3 separate regions of the Homo sapiens genome follow, and all the other regions are linked to region 1. The links are chromatin loops, found by intact Hi-C in ENCODE. Cell type or tissue: K562. All regions are shown on one strand. Region 1 has its middle 49 kb from the start of CPEB4. Region 2 has its middle 13 kb from the start of LINC01863. Region 3 overlaps LOC107986482 (a long non-coding RNA gene).

Region 1 (8,000 bases):
CACCACAGTCGCTCCCCTCTTTCAAGCCACATCATCTCTTGTTTGAATGCCTGCAATATCTCCTAGTCACTGTCCACGCCCTTGCCTTCCTGCAATACCTAGTCCATGCAACAGTATCATCTTTTCAGAATGCAACTGTGACCCAGGGCTGCCCAATCAGAGCATGACATCGCCTGGCCGGCATGACTGGTTGAGGGATGGCCTGTAATCTAAGCTAGTGAATAATTATAACTCTCACCTTTTAAGCTCTTGCTGTGTGCCAGACATGGGGCAAAACCCCTGACAACCAGCATCTCACTTCACCCTCACAATAATCCTATGCTGTCAGCACTATTATTATTAGAGGGGGTTAGTAGCTTGCCACAGGAATCTACTGAGAAAAGCGTCAGAACCTGAATTCAATACTTTCTAAATCCACAACCCATGTTTACAATGAAGTGTTAACAGAGACATAGAGCACCCTGTGGCTATTTTCTCCCAACAACAACACTTTTCACTATGTCTTCTAGTGAGGCCAGTGTTGTGGTGCCATGTAGACAAAGCCAAAAACAAAAAAACAGGGGCTGGGGGGACCTGCTGAACAGCCTGGCTACCCAGGGCTTATCAGCGAGATTGTCCTCCCTCCTGCAAGCAAGGTAAGGCATATATGCCCCCTAACAGTAGTAGGTTTTATTTTTTTTTTTCTGAATAAAAAGCCACCACATTGTAGTAATCTGCTACATCTTGGTGGACTGATCAGTTTCTCCTCCTGAAATTGATCTGGACATATTTTTGCATTTATCCTGGGATGGAACCTCCTGCAAGATTCCTCCTTTTTGGTTTGGTTTGAAACACAATGGTTTGCCACCATTACCGATATCCTCAGCACACTTAGCAGGCTGTCCCAAGAGTGGAAGAGTCCCGTCGTGCACTGGGCCAGGAATCTGGGGTCAGAAGGACCAGTGTGAAGAGCTGTGTAACTCCAACACAGCACAGGAGCTAGCTAAACCCATCTCTCAATAGGAGAAGAACCCTACCTCTCAGGGCTGGAGGAGGGCTGCACTCATTTCTGTCCATGCTTAGTCAAGTGCCTGGCACACACCCTCCTAAAGACTAAGTAAATTGTAGCTCTTTTTATTCATTGTTCTACTGAGAGGAAGAGTTGATTTTAAACTCATGATTATTGGCTTAATTAATTTATACCCCAAAATTCAAACACATGTTGCTGATATATAAGTAGCCCAGTCCTTCCACTTTTTGTCTCCCTTTCTTTTTTTTTTTTTTTTTTTTGAGACAGAGTCTTGCTCTGTCACCCAGGCTGGGGTGCAGTGGCACAATCTTGGCTCACTGCAAGCTCTGCCTCCCGGGTTCACCCATTCTCCTGCCTCAGCCTCCCGAGTAGCTGGGACTACAAGCGCCCGCCACCACGCCTGGCTAATTTTTTTTGTATTTTTAGTAGAGACAGGGTTTCACTGTGTTAGTCAGGATGGTCTCGCTCTCCTGACCTCGTGATCCACCCGCCTCGGCCTCCCAAAGTGCTGGGATTACAGGCGTGAGCCACTGTGCCCAGTCCTGTCTCCCTTTCTTAATAAAAAAATTACTCCTCCTATAAAATGATCACTAACACCACTGATAGGGTTTGGCTGTGTCCCCACCCAAATCTGATCTTGCACTGCGGCTCCCATAATTCCCATGTGTTGTGGGAGGGAATCAGTGGGAGATAATTGAATCATGGGGGCGGTTACCCCCATACAGTTCTTGTGGTAGTGAATAAGTCTCATGAGATCTGTTGGTTTTATAAGGGGTTTCTGCTTTCACTTGGCTCTCATTCTCCCTGCCTGCCGCCATGTAAGACCTGCCTTCCGCCATGATTGTGAGGCCTTCCCAGCCACCTGGAACTGTGAGTCCATTAAACCTCTTTTTCTTTATAAATTACCCAGTCTCAGGAATGTCTTTGTTACCACTGATTTCTATTTTTTAAACTGGAAAATGCACATGACATCACTTATTTCTCCCTATATAAAAACCCATGATGAGGTACTTAGAGGTACCAGAAATCACAGAGACAGAAAGCAGAATGGTGGTTGTCAGCAGCTGGAGGGAGGTGGAAATGGGGAGTTCTAGTTTAATGGGTACATAGTTTCAGTTTTACGGAATGAAAAGAATTATGGACATGGATGGTGGTGATGGTTGCACAATACTATGAATATATTTAATGGCACTAAACTGTATATATTAAACACAGTTAAGGTAGTAAAATTTTATGTTATGCATATTTACCACAAATTTAAAAACTGGAAAAAACTCATTGTAGTTTTCTGATTATATATTCAACATCCGGGCGAGGCACAGTGGCTCACATCTGTAATCCCAGTGCTTTGGGAGGCCGAGGCAGGAGGATCACTTGAAGCCAGAAGTTCAAGACCTGGTCAACATAGCAAGAATCTACAAAAAAAAAAAAAAAAAAAAAAAAAATCAACTTAGCCAGGCATGATGACATGTGTTTGTAGTCCCAGCTATTTGGTAAGCTAAAGAAGGAAGATTGCTTGAGCCCAGGAGTTCAAGCCTGCAGTGAGCTCTGATCATGCCATTGCACTCTAGCCTGAATATATAAAATACAAAAAAAAAAAAAATTCAATAACCATGTATTCCAGAAAATTTAGAAAATTCATAAGATCACTGAGAAAGTAATATGTCACTAACATTCTCATCCTACTACCTAAATAGTTGTAATCAATGATTTGGTGTATTTACTCAAAATTTTCTGTCTATGTATACTTATGTTTTTAAAAATAAATAGGATTATCTCATGTTAAAAAAATGTAAGTCATTTCCAATTCAGGTGCCAAAGAAAGTTTTACTTCTGGGTAGGGCACAGTGGCTCACACCTGTAATCCCAGCACTTTGGGAGGCTGAGGCGGGTGGATCACAAGGTCAGGAGTTCAAGACCAGCCTGGCCAAGATGGTGAAATCCCATCTCTACTAAAAATACAAAAATTAGCTTGGTGTGGTGGTGGGCACCTGTAATCCCAGCTACTCAGGAGGATGAGGCAGAGAATTGCTTGAACCCGGGAGGCAGATGTTGCAGTGAGCTGAGATCGTGCCACTGCACACCAGCCTGAGTGACAGAGCGAGACTTCATCTCAAAAAAAAAAAGAAAGTTTTACTTCTGAGACATTAGTATACTTTTTCCTTATATGGCACAAATAATGTAGCATCATATTTTTTTTTCATATTCTCAAGCATCATCATGTTTTCCTTTTTGTTCTGGCCACTGGGAAGCTCAATCTAAATATGTGGCCAACTTTGATAAACGCCTAGAATCCTTTGTCTGCTTGTTTATGTCCTAACTTCCTTCCTGGCCCTGATCTATTAAATCTCTCTTTCCCTAATCCTGATTTGTTCTCTATGTATAGCTTTGTAGTTTACTGTTGTATTGTATTGTGTTATTGTACATACATAATATTATAGGTACTATTGTAAGCTCCACATGGAAAAGGGTCGATGATATGTAAGTAGTCACTAGGAAGAAGATTCATCAATATTAAGTATTCTTGTAATCTGTCACAATCACCTGATTAACCTGTCATCATATGGTAAGCCCCAGGTGGCAACAAAGCAGGGGAGGGGATGGCCAGTGTTTATATGCGTGTGGGGAAGAGATAGAGACAGAGAGGCTTCAACCACCCCATATAGAACTCTAGAATCTGCTTGGGTTCCTGGTAGCAGTTTGTCACTTGAGAGAGGGTTTGTGAGCTTTATCTGCTGTCTCCTGATAAACCTGGGTGACTCACTTGTCTCTGGCCTGTATGTCTGTCACAGCTCCTGGCCACTCCCTGAACTCCAGAATAGGCACCTTCAATCCACTTTCTACTGGGTCCCAGGGTGATTTTCTTTTTTTCTTCACTACAAATGTGACCACATGACGCTCCTGCTTAAACCCTTCAGTGTTACCCACAAAGTACCCCTAAAAAATTCCTAATCGAATGCAGCCCTCTCGTTTCATAATTGAGAAGAATGTGACCCAGAGGTAAAGCAATTTAGTGGCACAGTTGGGACCAGAACTGAGGTTTCATTTATTTGTTCATTCATTCCTCCATGCATACATTTATTTACTAAAAAATTTTGAGGACTAATAGGCATCAGGCACGTTGGAGGCTCTGGAGACATAGCAGTGAGCGACACACCGGGTCTGCTGTCTTCCAGCTTCCACGCTAAAGGGGCAGGATGCAAGAAACAGATTGACGCAGAAATGAACAAGGTTTCAGATTGCTCTAAGGGCTATGAGACTTAAAAAGGAGGCACCATGCTGGAGAGTGGGTTGGGGTGGGGTGGTAGAAGAGGCTTGAGGTAGGGTGGTCGGGGAGACTCTCTGGTTGTGACATTTGAGCAGTGGCTAGCGTTGGGAAGATCTGGGTCTTTGCATGCATATGAGGTCTTGAGGAGAGCACCCACCTGGCTCCTTCTAGCACTCTGAGGAGAAGGAGAGGGCAGGAGGGGAGTTCTGTAGCAGGGATGGCAGGGTCAAGTCTCGGAGAGCCTTGGCAAGGTCTCCCGCCCTGTCATCACAATTGTGGTTTCCAAAACTCATCACAGGCTCAGGTGTGTTTTCAGGCCAAAGGCTTTTGGTTGAAAAGCAAGGAGAAAATGGAGAGCTAAGCATTTCCTTTCATGCCCAGCCCAACCAAGGCACAGCCCTTCTCACTGGATGAAATTTACACCTAACGTTATTTTTAGTCTTCTCTCTCCAGCTCAATGAATACACCTCACATGCAAGAGAAGATGAATTTATCTTTGTGGTTGAGAAATGCTCACATGTGAGAGCGGGAAAGAACACAAGCTTTGGAGGGAAGGAGAACATGGTTGAAACCTTGGTCCTGAAACCTGGTGTGGTCTTTAAGCCAGCTTCCTCACCTTCTACCCCACAGTGTCCCATCTGTCAATAAAATTAGTAAGGACTGGGGTGTATACGGTGCTTTGTGTTCTTTACAAATATTATCTCAGTTCATCTCCTAAGAACTCTCTTATGGTACTATTATTTTCAAACCCATTTTACTGATGGGGAAACTGAGACCCAGAGAAAGGGACCTGAAATTCAAACCCAAGCAGTCCCACACCAAGGTCTATCCCAAAGTCTTCCCCAGGATGTCATATCATCTTGTGCATGGTACTGCCATTGGGAAGTGTAAAAGAACTAGAGCTGGTAAAAGGCCCAGATGAGACTCTGGGCCCCCTCAGCATTGAATCCATCTTCTTTTTACTCTGAAGAACCAGACGGATGGGGCACAAGCAGGTGCCCCATGGCTGCAAATGTGAGGCAGTGCAGGGGGGTAAGACTGGTTGGCTCACCAGGGTCCCCAGCCCAGCAGCCAAATGCCCAGGTATTCCTCCTCCCTTCTGCCAAGGAAAAGAAAAATAGGTTTGACTTCTTTTCACTGTAGTCGTGGTCCCCAGCCATGACCCTTTCCCCTGGATTTCATTGTTATGCAGAAGCCACTCCGTCCCAGGCAGAGCGTGTCCCTCCTTTAGGCTCCCACTGCACCACGTACATCCTGTATCTCGCCCTTATAAACCTGTATGGTAATTACTTTACTTGCCCAGGGCAAGAGTACAAACAGAGACCCACATATTATACGTCTAAATATTAAAAGTTATAAATCAAGCTAATGAACTGTTAAATAAAATATGTCTAGCTGCATACCTTGACAAATATATCTGCCTAACAATCTGGAAGGTCAAGATTGAATTTAGAAATCTCAGATGCCTCAGCATTTTGCGCCTACAGGTGGTGACCTTGGAAAGCCAATCCCAAGCCCCAGGCCCGGCTCCTGCCCCACTTCTCTCCCCGCCTTGGTCTGTATCTGTACTGAGATGGGCCTTGTGCAGGCAAAAACACCTGAGGGTGCCCCGGCCTCACAGCCAAACTCCATTGTCTATTTCCCCTCCCAACCAACAGCTACCCTTGGCCACCAATGGGCTTCAAGGTTTGCGCACGGGCGGCTTGCTCAGCCTTTGAGAGGACAGACCTGGGGAAGGAGTCCATGCAGTTTCTGGAAATAAGCTCATAGCTGTTTGGGCAAGGTATTCTAGTCCCCAGTGTGTGCATAGACCATGAGCTACAACATTGGTATCTAATAGAAACATAACGTGAGTCATAAATGCAAGCCACGTGTGTAATTTAAAATATAGTTAATCTTTGAATAACACAGAGGTTAGCGGCAGTACCCCCTGATCACAGTCATACCAGCTTATAACTTGACTTCCTTAAAACCTATCTACTAAGCTGAAGCAGGAGGATTGCTTGAGCCCAGGAGTTTGAGACCAGACCTAGCAACCAGTGAGACCCTGTCTCTACAAAAAAAAAATAAAGAAAAATTATCTGGGTGTGGTAGTGCAGCCTGTAGTTCCAGCTATTTGGGAGGCTGAGGAGGAAGGATCACTTGAGCCTGGGAGGTTGAGGTTACAGTGAACTGTGATCACGCCACTGCACTCCAGCCTGGGTGACAGAGCAAAACCCTGTCTCAAAAACAAAAAAACAAAAACAAAAACAAACCACTAATAGCCTGCTGTTGACCAGAAGCCTTACCAATAAACACATATTTTGTATGTTATACGTATTATACACTGTATTCCCACAATAAAGCAAGCTAGAGAGAAGAAAATGTTATTAAGAAATCATAAAGAAGAGAAAATATATTTACTATTCATTAAGTGGGAGTGGATCAGCATAAAGGTCTCCATCCTTGTTGTCTTCAGGTTGAGTAGGCTGAGGAGGGGGAGGAAGAGGAGGAGCTGATCTTGCTGTCTCAGGGGTGGCAAAGATGGAAGAAAATTCATGGGTAGGTGGACCCATGCAGTTCAACTGACACTCTGTGTTGTTCAAGGGTCAACTGTATACTAATAGCTCACATTTTTTTTTTAATAAATAAATGCTGGGTGCAGTGGCTCATGCCTGTAATCCTAGCAATTTGGGAGGCTGAGGTGGGCAGATTGCCCAAGCTCAAGAGTTCGAGACCAGCCTGGGAAACATGGTGAAACCCCATCTCTATCAAAATACAAAAAATTAGCTGGGCGTGGTGGCACATGCCTCTAGTCCCAGCTACTTGGGAGGCTGAGGCATGAGAATCGCTTGAACCTGGAAGGTGGAGATTGCAGTGAACCGAGACGGCACCACTGCACTCCAGCCTGGGTGACAGAGGGAGACTCTGTGTGTCTCAGAAAGAAAAAAAAAAAAAGCAGGTGAAATTAATTTTAGCAGTATATCTTATCTAACCCAATGTATCCAAAATATTATTCCAACATGTAATCAGTGATAGAAATGTTACACCCTATTTTGTACTAATTTTTTTTTCTTTTTTAAAAACCAATTTTAGGCCAGGGGCGGTGGTTCACACCTTTAATCCCACACTTTGGGAGGCTGAGGCAGGTAGATCACTTGAAACCAGGAGTTTAAGACCAGTCTAGCCAACATGGCAAAACACCGTCTCTGCTAAAACTACAAAAATTCACGGCTGGGCGCGGTGGCTCATGCCTGTAATCCCAGCACTTTGGGAGGCTGAGGTGGGCAGATCACCTGAGGTTGGGAGTTCGAGACCAGCCTGACCAACATGGAGAAACCCCATGTCTACTAAAAATACAAAATTAGCCAGGCCTGGTGGCTCATGCCTGTAATACCAGCTACTCAAGAGGCTAAGGCAGGAGAATTGCTTGAACCCGGGAGGCGGAGGTTGCAGTGAGCAGAGATCGCACCAATCCACTCCAGCCTGGGCAACAAGAGCGAAACTCTGTCTCAAAAAAAAAAGTTAGCTGGGCATGGTGGTGCACACCTGTAATCCCAGGTACTCAGGAGACTGAAGCAAGATAATCGCTTGAACCCGGGAGGCGGAGGCTGCAGTGAGCCAAGATCGCACTCCACTCCAGCCTGTGCGACAGAGTGAGACTCTGTCTGAAAAACAAAAACAAACAAAACACCATAAAATTCACCGTTGACAGTACACAATGCAATGGATGTTGGTATATTC
Region 2 (8,000 bases), 210 kb before region 1:
GGATTTATTTCCAGAGGGAGCCTGGGGCTACAGTGAAGCACCCATCTTCCTTAGGAGACAGTGGCTCAGGAGCCTGTAGGCAGGAAAAAGGCTGCCTGCCTGAGCTCCAAGAGGCTGGGCTTGGCTCCCAGCTCCCCTTACTCTGGGCCCTCCAGTGCTTCATTCGTGGGCTGTGCTTCCAACATCTGCTGCTGCCACTTGCAGTTTGAGCAGAGTGTCTTCTGGGGCCACACCCAGAAGTAAGGGTTTCCTCTAGCCCCTAGGTGCTGCTAGATACATGTACAGTTCTCAGGGGCTCAACCAGGAATGAAACTCTGCTCTCCTACCTCCATTTCAGTGCTCTGTCTTCTGTTCCCTTTCCAGGTGGGCTTTGATTGGCAGGCCCCATTCAGTGGACCCTGGGCATTGTCAACACTACTTGCCAGATTTCCCCAGCTCTCTGCCCTCCAGATCTGAGGCAAGACGGCACTTGCTGGCCCCAAGGCAGGGCCATGTGACTAGGTCTGGCCAGTGAGCCATGCGTGGAAGTGACATATGTCACTTCTGGTTGGGAGCCTGTAATTGCTGCTCTAATCACCCCTTCCCAATGCCATGGTGACTGTGGGAAATATTTGAGATCAGGCGGCTCCAGCAGCCTGAGGTCTGAGTTAAGAAAGTCCTGGAATGGAGCCCCTTGCTGGACATGTAAGCGTGACCCAGAAATAACCCTTGGTTGTTTTTAAGCCCCTCAGATTTAAGATGTTTTTGTTACTACAGCATTACTGAGCCTAACCTGATTGATACGTGCACATTTGCCTGAGATTTGGTTACCTGGCATCTCAACTCTCAATGCCCTTCCTATTTGGGGGGAACTCTGTACCCCCTGAGGCTTGTTAGGTGGCAGAGCCTTCCTATGGGTAGAGAAAATACCAGATACCCACTTTCCCAGCCTCCTTTGCAGCTCTGTGCACAGCCATGGCCAGAAGGGACAGTGCTCCAGCTGCAATGACAGGGGCCCTGTGTTTGTAGCAGCTGCAGCAATGATGTCACTGGACTGGTTCTGGAGCAAGAGTTTTGTTTGTGATTCTGGCTGCGAGACCGCCCTTTTTCTTACCTATTTCCTGAGCCTAGTTCTTCAGTCTTCCTGTCAATTCCGTGAGCTACCTAGAATCTTTCAATGAATTCCCTTTCAGCTTAAATCACCCAGAATACATTTATGTTGCTTGCAACTAAGAGCCTTGGAGCAGTACTGCCAGTTAGAGGTCAATGTGAAGCTGGAAGGGAGGGCAGAAACTGGCAAGATGCACCTGCCTTCCCTTGCTTTTCTCAAACTTGCTTCTCCAGGGGCAGGCCTTGTATATCTTAGCCCAGTGCAAGCAAGGGTCTTCTGGTCAGACTTGGTCACCTTTTGGGCATGTGAGCCTCACTTCCCTTATCTGTAGAATAGAGTGACTAAAAGACCTTATTTTTAGGGTGGATATGAGGAAGGCATTTGAAAGAGAATGTATTTGAGAGAGTTCCAGGAATGATAAAACAAGACCCCCAGTACAAGTTTACCATGTTATTATTGTCAAGTGTTAGCTTGCATGAGTATATCCAGCTGTGGAATCGCAGTTGGCATAACAAGGTAAAGTGGCATCTTGAGACCCTTCCTAATGTCACTCTGTCACTCAGCTCTTTGGAGGTTACAGTTCATTCCTCTTCATTCAGACCCATGTGAGGTTCTGCCCAAGAGACCTAAAAACCCCAGCCTTTAGATACGAAGAAATTCCTTGTGAACTTGGTAAAAACAGAGAAGCATAGAGGTGGGAAAGAATATTAGGGACCGTTTTATTCAACATTCAACTTGCAGAGTTCAGAGACAGGGAGCCACTAACCCACGGCCACACAGCAACTCTGTAGCTGAGCTTGGGGGTTGGAATGTGGAACTTTTGAACCTGATATTGGGGTTGTAATCTGGAGGTAGGGTTGTTTTATAATCCAAGTCTGCAGAAATATACTGGAAATAGGACGATTCTCTCTCAAATTAACAGCCCTATTTCATAACAACTGATGACCAACTGATGCTCGTTCCGTCCTACAGAAAGATCCCGAGAGGGCCCCTTCTCCTTTTCTTTCTCCGCTGTCTAAAATGCTTTATTGAGGAAGGGTGAAAAATTGCTGAATTGATCTTTTTAAATGAACGCGGATCTGAACCAAAGAAATTCGGAAGAAGAGAACTTTCTCATCCAAGTGGCTGCCAACACCTCACCCCCAGCTGAAGCGCTCCCTTGTTCTCTCCTGCTCTGCCCCAGATTCATGGGCCGCTCTCTGAATCGTTGGCAATTTTCTCTGTACTGTCCTGACAACCTCCAGCCATGAAATTAAAAAGCTAGTTACCGAATCTTGCTCCTAACGGCTTTGTCCTTGCCAGCAATTCGACAGAGAAATCTGGAAGAGAGAGAGCCTCCACTTCGCCTGCAGTGGGTTGAAATGCTGCTGGAATGACAATGGGATTCGCAGTGGGAGGAGGAGAGAATGCGCAGTTTGCCAGGAATGAATGAATGAAAGGGAGAGAGAAAGAAAGAGTGAACTTCGGGCTTTAAACTGAAAAATTCCAGTGTCTCAGCAGAAGCCCTGATGCCTTTACTCCCAGACCTGCTACAAAATGCTGAGCAGGCACATTTCCCCACACCAGTGCCCTCTGGCCCTCAGCCTGGGTTCAGAGCTAGGGGCCGGAAAGCTGGAGAGTTGGAATTTGGGAGAGGAAGTGACTTCAAACTGGGGCAAGCCCTGGGAGGCCAGTCTACCTAGCCAGCTGGCTTTCCTCCCCCCATCTCATGTGTCTCCCCTGAATTCAGACATCGTCCACGCCCCCAAGGAATTTTAAGAAATCCTCAAAACCCAAGGAATTTTAATTGCCCTTAATTAAGGAAAAATGTTCTAGAAGACCACTGCAGTGTGGCTCAATGTGATATGGGTCCCTGAGCTCAGGAGGGTAAGGCTCAGCCTTGTTGCTGTCTGTGTTCCAGCCCTTGGCCTCGGGACCCACACAGAGCAAGGGGCTGGCAGATACCTGTTGGACAAAGGGATAGGACCAGCTGCATTCAGGGAGCCCTTTTTCCTGCCTTTGCCCTGTTCGGGCATGGACTTACAGATGGATCTTGTGATGTGCAGGGGTCGCAGGAGAGAGAGGCATTTGAGCCCTCGCTCAGTCTCCAGGGACAGGCGGAATGAGGTTGGAGTCCCAGCTCTGTGATGTCTTAGCCAAGAGACCTTGAGTGAGTTATCTGTAAAATGGGATTCCCCGTGGTGGTAGCTCACTGGGGGGGCTGGCAGATTAAATAAAGTCTTACATGTAAAGTGCTTGTCATATAGTCAATGCTCAGTCCCCATGCATCTTGGAATTAGTCTCATTGCTGGACAGGCCTGGTATTGAATGGACCCTGGGAAGCTGTGTTGGCCCTCGCTATTTAACTGAGCCTTCACTCACTCACTCATTCATACAAATACTTATCTAATGCCTTCCACGTGCTACCCTGTGCTAGGGGGTAGGGCAAGAAGAGTAAGTAAAAGGTAGCACAGTTTCAGTACTTGGAGCTTAGCCAGCAAGCAAGCAACAAACAAAAAAGCAAACATGCAAAATCAAGATCAAAATCATTTTGGGTGCAGATAAGTTGATGATCAGAGGAGGCCTCTCTTGGGAGGTGACATTTGAGCTAAGACCTAAATAACAAGAAGGAGCTGGGTACACTTAGACCTACAAGGCAGGAAGAGGGTCCCAAGGTAGGGAACAATAGCAAAGGCTTGGAGATGGGAACAAGCCTGGCCTGACCGAGGGGCAGCGGGGACGAGGATGGCTGCAGGGGGAGGCCTTGCGGGAGTTCAGGTTGCATTCTAAGAATTCTGGGGAGCCACTGGAGAGGTTATTTCACAGTGTTGGGAACAGGAAAAGCAGGAAGTCGGCCTGGAGGATTGGGGCTGGAGCCCAGAATGTGTGCTGGGTGTCACTGGCTCTCACCAACCTCTCCTTGGAGGCTGGATCTGGCCCCCTCTTTGCCTTGCACATGCTGCAACTCTGCATGACAGGGCAGGTCTTGCAGAACAGTGATGCAGCAATACCTAACTCAGCATTATTATGTGTGGCCCACCTTCTCAGAAGTGCATGTCTCCCCCAACCTCAGGGTTACCCCTGCATGGAGGAGTAGACCCCCTGCTGCTCCCCACACACCTGCCCTGGCATGGAGCACATGCTGCTATAGCAGCCAGGGACCTACTGGAGTCAGAGATGCTCTTCCCAGGCTTGGCCTGATGGGGGCAGTATCAGGAGAGCTCCATGGTGGGCCGGTCCTCCATCCCCCCAGGCTGAGTCCACCCTCTCAGCCAAGATGCCCCTGGTCCAAGCTGTGCCATAGGCCCTGCAGCCACCCTAGGGGTGGAATCTGGAGTCCTAAGACTGTGATAGCATGACCAGCCAGTTCACAAAGCACTGCACCCTTGGGGTCAGACAGCCAAGAGCTCCCTGTGTTATGGAGCTTGAGATTCTCCCCATTGAAAGGGAGCTAAGAAGTTAAGAGGCATTGAATCCAGCCTCATACATTCACTCAGTAAATGTTTGTCAAGCTTCTATGATGTGCCATACATTATATCAGCACAGGGTTATATACTAAAGATGGAGGACTCTGTGGCGCCCAAAGCAGAAATGATTCTGGCCCTCATGGACATCTGTATTTCTAGGGGGGTGAACAGACACAGAACAAATCAACCTACAAATACATAATTCTAAACCATGACAAGTGACAGAAAAGACAGAAACAAAGCATGGGGCTTATGTTCCAGATCCAGGAGTGGCCAAACTGGATCCGACGGTACAGAGATGAATGGCTCAGCTAAGATCAGAATCATAAAACACCATTTTGAAGGGCACTGATGCATTCCCAGAATGCCTGTATCATATATGAAATTCATTATTAACAATAACTGCCAAAATAAATCAATATGAAAACGATGTTGTGGAGAAAGTCTGTCTGGCTAGTATTGAGACTCGTTGGCGAATCTTGACATAACGAAAGTTGTTAAATGTAGTGGTCTGTTTACTGTGTTTGTAAACACAAAAATGAGAACAGATGACATGTTTGTGGAGCTTCTTCTGTGTCAGGCACTGTGGTGGGCACTGGGGGCCCAAGGATAAGCACCCTGCTTGTTTGGCATTGCCTGGAAGTAAAGCACTCCCACCCACACACCGGAAGCCCCTCACAGTGACTGCCTGCACTGTGCCAAGTGAGGGATGGCTGGGCTGCACATTCCTGGGCTGTCTGTTTTGTTTTGCTTCAAGATTTGACCTTGTCGCCAGATTTCTGTCAAGATTAACCTGGCAGAGTTTCTGATGTAGTTCATTCTACAGCGAGTTAGGCTTCCGCATTTGATGAAGTCAATATACCTGCATCATGGTGAGGCAGGCACAGAAGAGGAGGTTTGCGTGGCAGAACAATCCCTTTTTAGATTAGGAAACATAGAATTCATGTTGGAGAAAAGAGTGCTATTTCTGTCTCCAATCCGATTTTGTACCCACTTTCAGTTTTAAGCTGTGCCCCATTCCAGAGCAAAATCCTCCTCTCCTTCCTCTCCTCCTCTCCCCCACTGCCCCCTTCTTTTTCTCCTCAAGTCCTCCCTCCTCCCTCCCTTCATCTCCTACCCCCCTCCTCCTCCTCATCTCCTACCCCCCTTCTCCTCCTCATCTCCTACCCCCCTCCTCCTCCTCATCTCCTACCCCCCTTCTCCTCCTCATCTCCTACCCCCCTTCTCCTCCTCATATCCTACCCCCCTTCTCCTCCTCATCTCCTACCCCCCTCCTCCTCCTCATCTCCTATCCCCCTCCTCCTCATCTCCTACCCCCTCCTCCTCATCTCCTACCCCCCTCCTCCTCATCTCCTACCCCCTCCTCCTCATCTCCTACCCCCCTCCTCCTTATCTCCTCCTTCTTCCTCTTCCATCTCACGATCTCTTCCCCATCTTCCTCCTCCCCTCTCCTCCTCCCAGTCCTCATCTTCTCCACTCTCTTCCTCATCCCTCACCGCAACTCTTCCCTCCTCCTATTCTTCTTCCTCCCCTTCCTCCCACCTCATCTTCCTCTTCATTCCTTCTCTCTCCTTCCTCCCTCTCTTTCTCTCTGCCTTCTCCTCCTTTTAAAATCAATCCAGATTTACTTGGCTTTTGATTTGTGATTTAGTAGTGATCAGGAGATTTGATGTTAAAGGAAAATCGGATAAGCCCAGAGCCACTGACCTAATTGATAGGAGTTGCCATTGCCTCTGTTTTTCTGTATAAAATGGGAACAGTTTTTTGTACAATACAAGTACAATACAATACAAGTATTTATTTGGGCCCATATCTATTTTCACTAGTCTTCTGAGTTCTGTGAGGAACAAGAAAGGAATGAGTAGGACAATGTCCTCCCTCTTAGCAACTTCCTATCTCAATGGAGACCGCCTATCGAATGGGAATTTTCTACCCCAAGACACCTGAGACAGACCACAGTACACGCTGTGAGTGATTGAAGCACAGGCTCTAAATGCTGGCAGAGATCAGGCTCAGTATGGGCTGGAGGGAGGCTCCACAGACAATGTTCATCTTTTTTTTTTTTTTTTTTTTTGAGACAGAGTCTCACTCTGTCGCCCAGGCTGGAGTGCAGTGGCGTGATCTCAGCTCACTGCAACCTCTGCCTCTCGGGTTCAAGAGATTCTCCTGCCTCAGCCTCCCAAGTAGCTGGGATTACAGGCGCCTGACACCACGCCTAGCTAATTTTTGTATTTTTAGTCGAGATGGGGTTTCACCATGTTGGCCAGGCTGGTCTCGAACTCCTGATCTTGTGATCTGCCTGCCTCGGCCTTCCAGAGTGTTGGGATTACAGGCATGAGCCACCGCACCCAGCCTGACAATGTTCATCTTTAACAAAGTTCTGAAATTTGGGAAGATCTAGAATTGGAGGGCTAGGTACTTCTAATTCTGATGAAGGGAGAACAGTCATGATCATAGTACCAAACTCTCTCCCCTAATTCCCTGTTCCCATGGGGAAGGGACCAGCCTTTTCATGTCCTGCTCTTCTTCCCCTTTATTGCAGTCCCCTACCCTGAGCTGGTTTTGGTATCGGCCCTTTCTTCTTCCCTTTCCTCTCAATCTTGCTCATTATGTGGGACCTCAGCACTCCAGGGAGAAGCAAATGTCCTAGGCACAACAGCAAAACAGTGCATGTGGCAGAAGGCCATGGATGCTGACCTGAGCCTGGATCCCCGCTCCGCTCAAGATTCGTGGACTTAGGAGATTCAATCGACTTAGGAGATTCAATCGACAAGTTGAGCGAGGCGTCCAAGTTTGCTCCTGAAAATTGGGGGTGATAATCCTACTTCACAGGACTGCTGTTAGGATTCAACAAGGCAATGCCTGGGTAAGCAGTAAGGTGCAGATAGAGATGCTCCCAAAATATTAGCTCTAACTTTTTCTCAGCTCTTTTCAGCTAAGCACGATGGCAAATAAAACCTTCAGGGGACACAGAAGATGAAAGAATTCACACTCTGGAATCTGTTCACCGTGGGCTTGGTCTCTGTTTCTGGTTCCAGAAGAGGTATATTATGAACAAGTGAACTGTCCTCTCTGAGCTGCAGTCTCCTCATCTGTAAAACAAATATCCAGAGCCCCCCCTCCACGGAGGGCTGTGCTCAGCATGAAACTAGCAATGCATGTGAAATGTTGAACCCATTGGTGGCGTGTAGAAGGTGCTGGCATCACTGCCGTGGTGACCTTGGCTTAGTCAAGGTCACAGATATGGTGCCCCTTGGTGGCATCAGTATAGGGCTAGAGCTTTGTACCAACCTTAGAAAGATGATGAAACATGTTGGAAACGCTGAATCATCTCTACCAAGTCTTTACATGAAGTTTGCCGTCAAGGTATCTGCAGGCCAGGAAGCGTGTTTGGAAACAGGAGCTGGGCGCCTCCATGGGATTGATCTTCTTGAATTGCCCTTTGGAGGCCACTCACCACATCC
Region 3 (8,000 bases), 57 kb before region 1:
CAGGTGATGGTTGTCATCTGTCGATGTTGCTCTCTGGTGAGTTCTTTAAAAATGGAAATTACTGTTTGTTTCTAATTACAAAAGTTCAGGAGTTACAGAATAGCACACAGATTTTTAAACACGGTTTATTACCCCACTACTTGTTAATAATCTCTACTAACCTGTTGGTGTATTTCCTTCCGGATACATAAAGAGAGTTGAACCCTGAACGATATGGAAGTTGGGGTGTTGACCCCCCTCAGAGTTGAAAATCTGCATACAACTTTTGACTCCCCAAAACACTACAGATAGCCTACTGTTGACTGCAAGCCTTGCTGAGAACATAAACAGTCAATTAACATATTTTGTATGTTATATGTATTGTATACTGTATTCTTACAATAAAGGAAGCTAGAGTAAAGAAAATGTTATTGAGAAAATCATAAGGAAGAGAAAGTATATTTACGTTCACTACGCAGAAGTGACTCAGCATAAAGGTCTTCACCCTTGTCATCATCAACTCGAGTAGGCTGAGGAGGAGGAAAAGGAGTGGTTGGTCCTGCTCTCTCAGGGGTGGCAGAGGTGGAAGAAAAGTCACCTGTAAGTGGACCTGTGCAGTTCAAACCTGTGTTGTTTGAAGGTCAACTGTATGATGATTGCCTACATAGAACCCGGTAGCTTTCTACAGCACTTGGAAGGAAATCCACACTCCTTATCAACACTTCACCTTGACTTTCAGTCTGTGTGATCTGGCCCTGCTTGCCTCTCCTACCTCTTCTCTCTCTACTCACACATTATTTCTCTTTCTTTTTCCCTCCTAATACACCAATGGCATTTCCCCTCAAGGCCTTCGCCTCTTTGCCTGAAATGCTCTGGATTTCATGACTCTGGAAATCATGACTGGATTTTTTTTTTTTCAGCGTGCAAGTCATGGCCGAAATGTCACCTCCTTGGATAGTCCCTCCATCTTCACGCACACTAAACTAGTCCATCTTGCATGCCTTTCTTCATGGCATTGTGTGCCATGCTCAGAAATTATCTTGTGTATTCTTAAGTCCATATATGTATTACCTGTCTTTCCCTAAACAACTTCCCACCCTGAGCTTGTTCCTGTCCATATTCCCAGTACCCAGAATGGTGCTTGGCATACAGCACATCTTCATTACATAGTTAATAAGTGAATGAATTGGATTAATGTACTTGTGAGCTAGGATCATACTATATTTAATGTTTTTATAACTGATTTTTCCCTGCTATGGTGTGACCACCTTGACTTTGAATGGAAGTGTAGCATTCCCTTGTATGGGTGGATCAAAATTTCTTTTCTTTTCTTTTTTTTTTTTTTTTTGAGACTGAATCTCACTCTATCACCCAGGCTGGAGTGCAGTGGCACGATCTCTGCTCACTGCAACCTCTGCCTCCCAGGTTCAAGTGATTCTTGTGCCTCAGCCTCCTGAATAGCTGGGATTATAGGCACACACCATCATGCCAGGCTAATTTTTGTAGAGACGGGGTTTCACCATATTGGCTCGAATTCCTGACCTCAGGTGATCTGCCTGCCTCAGCCTCCAAAAGTGCTGGGATTACAGCCATGAGCCACTGCACCCGGCCTGGATCATAATTTTTAACTAAGCCCCCATTACTGACTAGGTGGGACATTTCTGATTCTTGTGTTTGTAAGTTAATACTACATTCTACAGTGACCATCTTTGTCCATACACACATTTTCTCATCTCTCCATGACCACTTCCCTTGGATTAATTCCTAGCAGTAAAATTGAGGGAACAAAGGGTTACATCGTTTTAATCCTCTTCATATATATTACCATGGTCTGCAGAAAGGTTGTATCATCTCTGAGTTTGCTGTAATGGCCCTTAGCTTGTGGGCTTCTCAGCAGAATGCTCTGAAGACCATGGAAATATCATTGTCTCCTCTTACCCAGGAGAGTAAAGGTTGAGGCCCTCCAGCAAGACAGATCATGCCCACTTACTCTGCAGAAACTTCCTCCCTTTCCAATAACAGGAACAACTCCTAGCTCTGCTGCTCAGGCCCAATGTGTGATACACAGGAATCCCCTAAGCAGTGATGTTCCGAAGTTAGAAGTCACCCCAGCCAGGCTGAAGAGCTTATCATTCAAGAAGCTAATACCAGCCAGCCAGACTGTGCCAGCTCAACCTTCCTCCTTTTGTTCTCCAAAGCACACCTTGCCTTGGTTACCTGACCTTCACTAAGCTCAGCCCATATTTGGCCAAACCATCTGGGCCTCTGCTCAACGTGCCTTTGCTTTGTTACCTGTTCCACATCATTTTTCAAGGTCTAGCTTTACTCCCCACCTAAACTTTCACCTTCTAGAAAGCCCCTTTTCATAGTACAGCTCTCAGGGAGATCTCCCAGCCCAGAACTGCCCATAACTCTGATTACCAGCCTCTCCGTCAGCATTTGCCCATCTAACCACTTTGTGTTGTTTATATACCTTTGTGCATGAGTAACTCTAAATTTTCAACTGAGTGTTTTTCTCTCTCTGGGAGCTCACGCATAGTGTGACAGTCAGAACCTTTGAGATAATCAGGGCTGGGATTGAGCCTCAACTCTGCCACCCACTAGTTCTGTGCATTTGGGCAGCACAGTCAACTCTACTGAGCCTCAGTTGCTCCATCTATAAAATGGGGGTTACTATAGCACGAATTTGAAAAGATTGCTCCAAGAATTCGATGCATGCAAAATACTTAGCATAGTGCCTCCCACAGAATGATTATTAAAAAATCAGCAGCAGGCCGGGAGCGGTGGCTCATGCCTGCAATCCCAGCACTTTGGGAGGCTGAGGCGGGCAGATTGCCTAAGCTCAGGAGTTCGTGATTAGCTTTGGCAACATGGTGAAACATCGTCTCTACTAAAATACAAAAAATTAGCCACCCGAGATGGTGTGCCCCTGTGGTCCCAGCTATTTGGGAGGCTGAGGCAGGAGAATTGCTTGAACCCGAGACGTGGAGCTTGCAGTGAGCCGAGATGGCACCACTGCACTTCAGCCTCGGTGACAGAGTGAAACTCCGTCTTAAAAAACAAAAACAAAAACAAAAAACAGCAACAAAATGGGGATATTCATCCTAATTTTGTTTTTCTAGACCTCTACAAAGGCTGAGCCAGTAATGTGTACAATGTTAAAAGAAATATTTGTGGAATGGAATGAGCGGATGTTGTGTAAACATTCATTGTGCGTGTACGTATTTAGTTCTACTAACCAGAACACTGGGGGACCAGAACCAGTTACCCCAGTGTCTAGAGAGGAGGAAAGAAATCTCTCTCCTTAGCTGAAACCTTAGTAAGAGCTCAGTCCAGAGCTTGCTTGAAAGTAAAGATATGTCATCCAATTTAATCCCCACACCAACCTTACAGAAAGATCTTTTTATATCCTTATGCTAAGAAGACCTACCACTGACTGTGCCAGATCTGTGCAAGATGCTTTTGAAAAATGTAATTCCCTTTAAGCCCTCACACTATCTCAATGAGACAAGAATTATTATTACTGAAGAGGAAATGGGGTCAGAAAGTTTAAGTGAACTGCTCAAGGGCAAATGGGTAGTAAGAGAAGAAAGAAGATGAGTCAGGATTGAACAGAGGCTTACTCTGTTCAAATAAATAAAATTAAATTAAAACGGTTGCCTCTTCACCAACTGATTCCCTGACATTCTCACATGCGTTCAGTTGGTGCTTAATAGGAACTGAATTGAAATCTCATGGTGATCTGTTAGAGACTTGGATCTTCTAATAGATGCTTCAAAGGGAGCAGTTTCTATTTCCGGTGCCCACGGAGATCTCGAGGGAGATTTCTCCCCACCCCTGCTCTGACGTCACGATGTTCTTGTTTTTCTCTGGGCCCTGTGACTCAGCACATGGCTCCAGATGGCTTCCTGCATTTCCAGCCTGTTGGCTGGGGTGCCCAGGCCCTGGTAAAGTAAGCAAACCAAAACTAAGTTGCAACAAAGCATCAACACCTCCCTGCCCCTGCCCTCTGTTATGAAGTCTTTGTAGTCCACTACTCATGATGGCCAGTCCCTCCATTTCTCCCCTCCCTCCTTGCCCTGAGATCCCCACACTTGGCCCCAGCACATCTGATGCCTGAAGATGAGATCCAGGAGTGATCATTCTCCCAGCAACCAGTGAATGGGCAAAGGGGCAGTTCTTTCACCCTTTGATCCTTTATTGACTTTAGGCAATTTACTTTCTCAGCCTCAGTGATCAAATGGGGACGCTAATATTGTCTACTTCTGAGGGTTGTAGAGTTAGGGTTGCCAGATAAAATACAGAAAGTCCAGTTACATTTGAATGTCAGATAAATGATGATTTTTTTCAGTACGCATGTCCCAAATATTGCTCAAATTTAACTGTGTGTCTCATGACTTTATTTGTTAAATCTGGCAACCTTATGTGGAGTGTGGAGTCAGATAACAAACGCAAAAATGCTTTGTCACCTACAGAAAGCTGTACACTTCATGATATCTTTTCCATGAGACGTATGCATGTGTACCCATGACAACCAGCTTTGTCTGGAGCATAGAACAGGTAGTTTCAGGCAGGTAGTGGAGAATGTGTACCACCTGAGTCTATGATTTGAGATCCCTGGGTCTTGTTTGTCAATGGACTGATCTTTGCACATTTCGCTTCTGAGCCCTCAATGCATCCATCTTGAATTCTCTCAAATGCTTGAATGAAAAATATAGGAGCAACAGAAGCCCAAAAGGTTGCCTATTACTGATTGACTGGCATGTGTCATAGGCCAAATCTCCTTTTGATTTTGTGGTTAAAGAAGAAACAAGTAGAATAATTTATAAGTGTAAATCCTTATTTATTACATGCTTTATTATGTAATAAAGAATGTATGTGCACAACATTTAGCTCTAATATGTTCTAAGAGCCCTGCTTAACACAGAAAAACAAAAGGAACCAGCATACCATAAATAGACTACAGTGTTTATTTTTGATTTGGGGTGTCTCCTCCTACTAGAAATCTAAATTCTGAGAGGAAAGATTTTTGCCTGTTTTGTTCCCCAGGACTGAGAACAGTGCCTGGCCCAGGAAGGGTGGATATTTGATCAGTTGAAACCAGTTTAACTAGCTACATTAAAGAAAAATAAATGCAGTGAGGCACAGAGGCTCATGCCTGTTATCTCAGCAATTTGAGAGGCTGAGGTGGGAGTATCGCTTGAGCCAAGGAGTTCAAGACCTGCCTGGGCAACAAAGCAAGACCCTGTCTCTGCAAAAAAATAAAAAAATTAGCCAGATGTGGTGGTGCATGTCTGTGGTCCCAGTTACATGGGAGCCTGGAGCGGGAGGATCCCTTGAGCCCAGGATGTCAAGGCTACAGTTAGCCATGTTCATGCCACTGCACTTCAGCCTGGATGACAGAGCAAGACACTGTCAAAGAAAGAAAGAAAGAAAGAAAGAAAGAAAGAAAGAAAGAAAGAAAGAAAGAAAGAAAGAAAGAAAGAAGGAAGGAAGGAAGGAAGGAAGGAAGGAAGGAAGGAAGGAAGGAAGGAAGGAAGGAAGGAAGGAAAGAAAGAAAAAGAAAGAAAGAAAGAGAGGAAGGAAGGAAGGAAGGAAGAGAGAGAGAAAGGAAAGAAAGGAAAGAAAGAAAGGCAGGCAGGCATGGGAAAGAAACCTTTCTGGAACTAATCCACCTCCCTTTCTTGCTAAGGTATAGTCATAGCCCTAAGTTTTTTAGAGTGATTTACACCACCTCCCAAAGGAGTCTCCACTAACCATGACCCATTCACTCAAGTGTCCAGCGACCCAGGTTGCTTGATATGCCTTTCCCCAAACTCCCCAAAGAGCTGCTGCTATGTGTTTTTATTTTTTAACAAATGTGCCATTGGCTCCCAAGGCAGTAATGAGTGCCGAGTACTGAGTATTTGGATTCCATCACTGGCTGGCATCACCAACAAAAGAAGTTCAGGCCCCTGCAGGGACTCCTTGGAGAACTCTTGGGGCTTGCCTCTTAGAAGCAACTCTCTGACGGAGAGCCTGACATTATCGGTGACTAGAAGCAGCTTTGCCAAGTCTTGCTGCTGCATTTGGGTCCCATTACCCCCGTGGCCATCCTTCACTTCTATGTTTGTTCAGCTGCCACTGTTCCAGCATTCTCCCCCCATCATTCTCAAAGCTGCCCCCTCTTCTTCATCCCCATCACCTGCCCTAGTCCAGGCTTCCCCATCTCTTCCAGGCCTGTTTTATTTCCCTGCCTATAGACTTTGCTTTCCAAATCCATCTTCCCCACTGTCCCAGAGCAATCCTTTTGAGAACCATGTCTCAGCAGCTGTTGACTTGTCCCACGGCTCCCATTCTATGAGCTTTAGGAAGCCAGATGCTCTTCCTAAAACGTTTCCATGTTTCTCTGTGGGAGATGAGTAGAGATGGGAGCTATATTCTCATGGTCGTTTCTGGCTTGCTTCCACTGAATTAGTTTAGTATAGGAATCAGTCACCTTGCATGGATGTGTGCACACACACACACACACACAAGCACGCACACACATATACCTATCAGGTGCCATCCAATCACACATCACATCCACCCAGATGTGGCTTTGGCCCCTTTCCCCTATTTTTCACACCAGAAGGCTCATGCTGGTTATTTTTGTGAGCATCAGGCTTTTCTGAATATTTCTGGATGGAGAAATTCACATGTCAGCAAGATATCAACTTCAGTGTTTTCAATTATATACTTTTAAATATAACATACACGGTTTCATTCTCTTCATTAAAAAATAGGGAGAAGGAAAGGATAGAGATTTGTTAAAGGATACAAAATTACTAGATGGCTAGATAGGACGAAGAAGTTGTAGTGTTCTATAGCATTGCAGGATGACTATAGTTAATATATAATATAGTATATAGTTTCAAATAGCTAGATGGAGGATATTGAATGCTCCCAACACAAAGATATGATAAAGGTTTGAGACGATGGATATGCTAATTACCCTGATCTGATCACTATATATTATATGTACCAAAACATCACTATGTACCCCATGAATATGTATAATTATTATTTGTCAATTTCAAAGAAAAAAGAGTTAAAGCATCAGAGATAACGCTGAGGAGGTGGACCAGGAAGGAGGAGCCTGGTTTCTTCATATCACCACGGAGTCTCCAGCCAGCCTGGGACTACTTACCTCTCGGGCTTCCTGTTGCAAGATATAAATAACCTGCTACATGTTGGGCGGCTGTGAGCAGGTTTTCTGTTCCCTGCAGCTGACAATGCTATCTGAGACACTCCCACCTACCACTGAGCCTCCCTTGTCTTCCACCATCACTTTAGCTTCTTACCAGTCTTTATTTTTCTACCTAGTACTTCATCACTGGCTGACAAGGTATGATTTTTGAATTGCTCACAAGTTGGTCTCTATTTTCCCATGAGAATGTAAGCTCCACGTGGAGAAGGAGTTGGTCTTGTTCCCATGTTATCTGTAAGGCCTAATACAATACCTGGCTCATAGCAGGTGTTTGATAAGTGTTTGTCAAATAAATGAATGAATGCAGATTTGATCACCTTCCTCCCCTTTCAGAAGATAAAATCCAAACTACTCAGATAGGCAAACGGTCATTCCTGCCCTGGACACTACCTGCTCCACCCACCTTGTACCAAGCTCCATGTCTACACCCTCTGCTGGGCCTTTGCACAGGCTGTTCTCTCACATGCATTAATTGAGCATCTTCTATATGTCAGGTGCCCTTTTAGGCATGGGAGATAACTCAATGAACCAGCCAGCTGCAGTTTCCACCCAATGGAGCTCAGCAGAAAGGAGAGACGTAGGCCGGCAGTACAGTGTGGTCAGTCACAGTGCAAGGTGGGATACAGGGAATTAAGAGCTCCTCAGTGTCTAAGTAGCAAACTCCAATTCATTTTTTAAGGCCCAGCTCCAATGTCCCGTCTTCTAGGAAGGCTTTTCCTAGACCCTGTGTTGGAGCAGATGCTCCTGGTGCTCCCTAAGCCCCTTGGCCTTCTGCTGCCACTGAACGCAGCCC

What was found. Peaks named below come from ENCODE experiments on the same cell type or tissue, not always from the same donor. Only the 100,000 strongest peaks of a DNase experiment are listed, where the experiment ranks them.
Region 2: a loop joins it to region 1, with 2.9 times the contacts of the local background. A loop is called at or near these places in 10 of 110 quality-filtered maps.
Region 3: it touches region 1 in a loop (5-fold over the local background); 10 of 110 quality-filtered maps call a loop at or near these places.

Annotation. Positions count from the first base shown.
Region 1 is chr5:173,835,726-173,843,725 of GRCh38, forward strand. No RefSeq gene overlaps it. Among named protein-coding and RNA genes, the nearest start is that of CPEB4, 49 kb to the right of the region's middle. RefSeq lists a silencer at 1-275. In K562, no CTCF peak of the experiment used is centred here; DNase peaks (open chromatin) are centred at 126 and 3,686.
Region 2 is chr5:173,625,624-173,633,623 of GRCh38, forward strand. No RefSeq gene overlaps it. Among named protein-coding and RNA genes, the nearest start is that of LINC01863, 13 kb to the right of the region's middle. RefSeq lists enhancers at 2,638-3,459, 7,308-8,000. In K562, CTCF peaks have their summits at 255 and 4,284 (motif pointing right); DNase peaks (open chromatin) are centred at 248 and 4,278.
Region 3 is chr5:173,778,406-173,786,405 of GRCh38, forward strand. LOC107986482 (a long non-coding RNA gene) reads left to right here. Exons shown (of 2, transcript XR_001743004.2): 1 at 1-36. Among named protein-coding and RNA genes, the nearest start is that of LINC01485, 8.5 kb to the right of the region's middle. RefSeq lists enhancers at 1-564, 321-615, 441-660, 3,791-3,935 and a cis regulatory region at 3,858-3,868. In K562, no CTCF peak of the experiment used is centred here; DNase peaks (open chromatin) are centred at 509, 3,816, 4,446 and 7,194.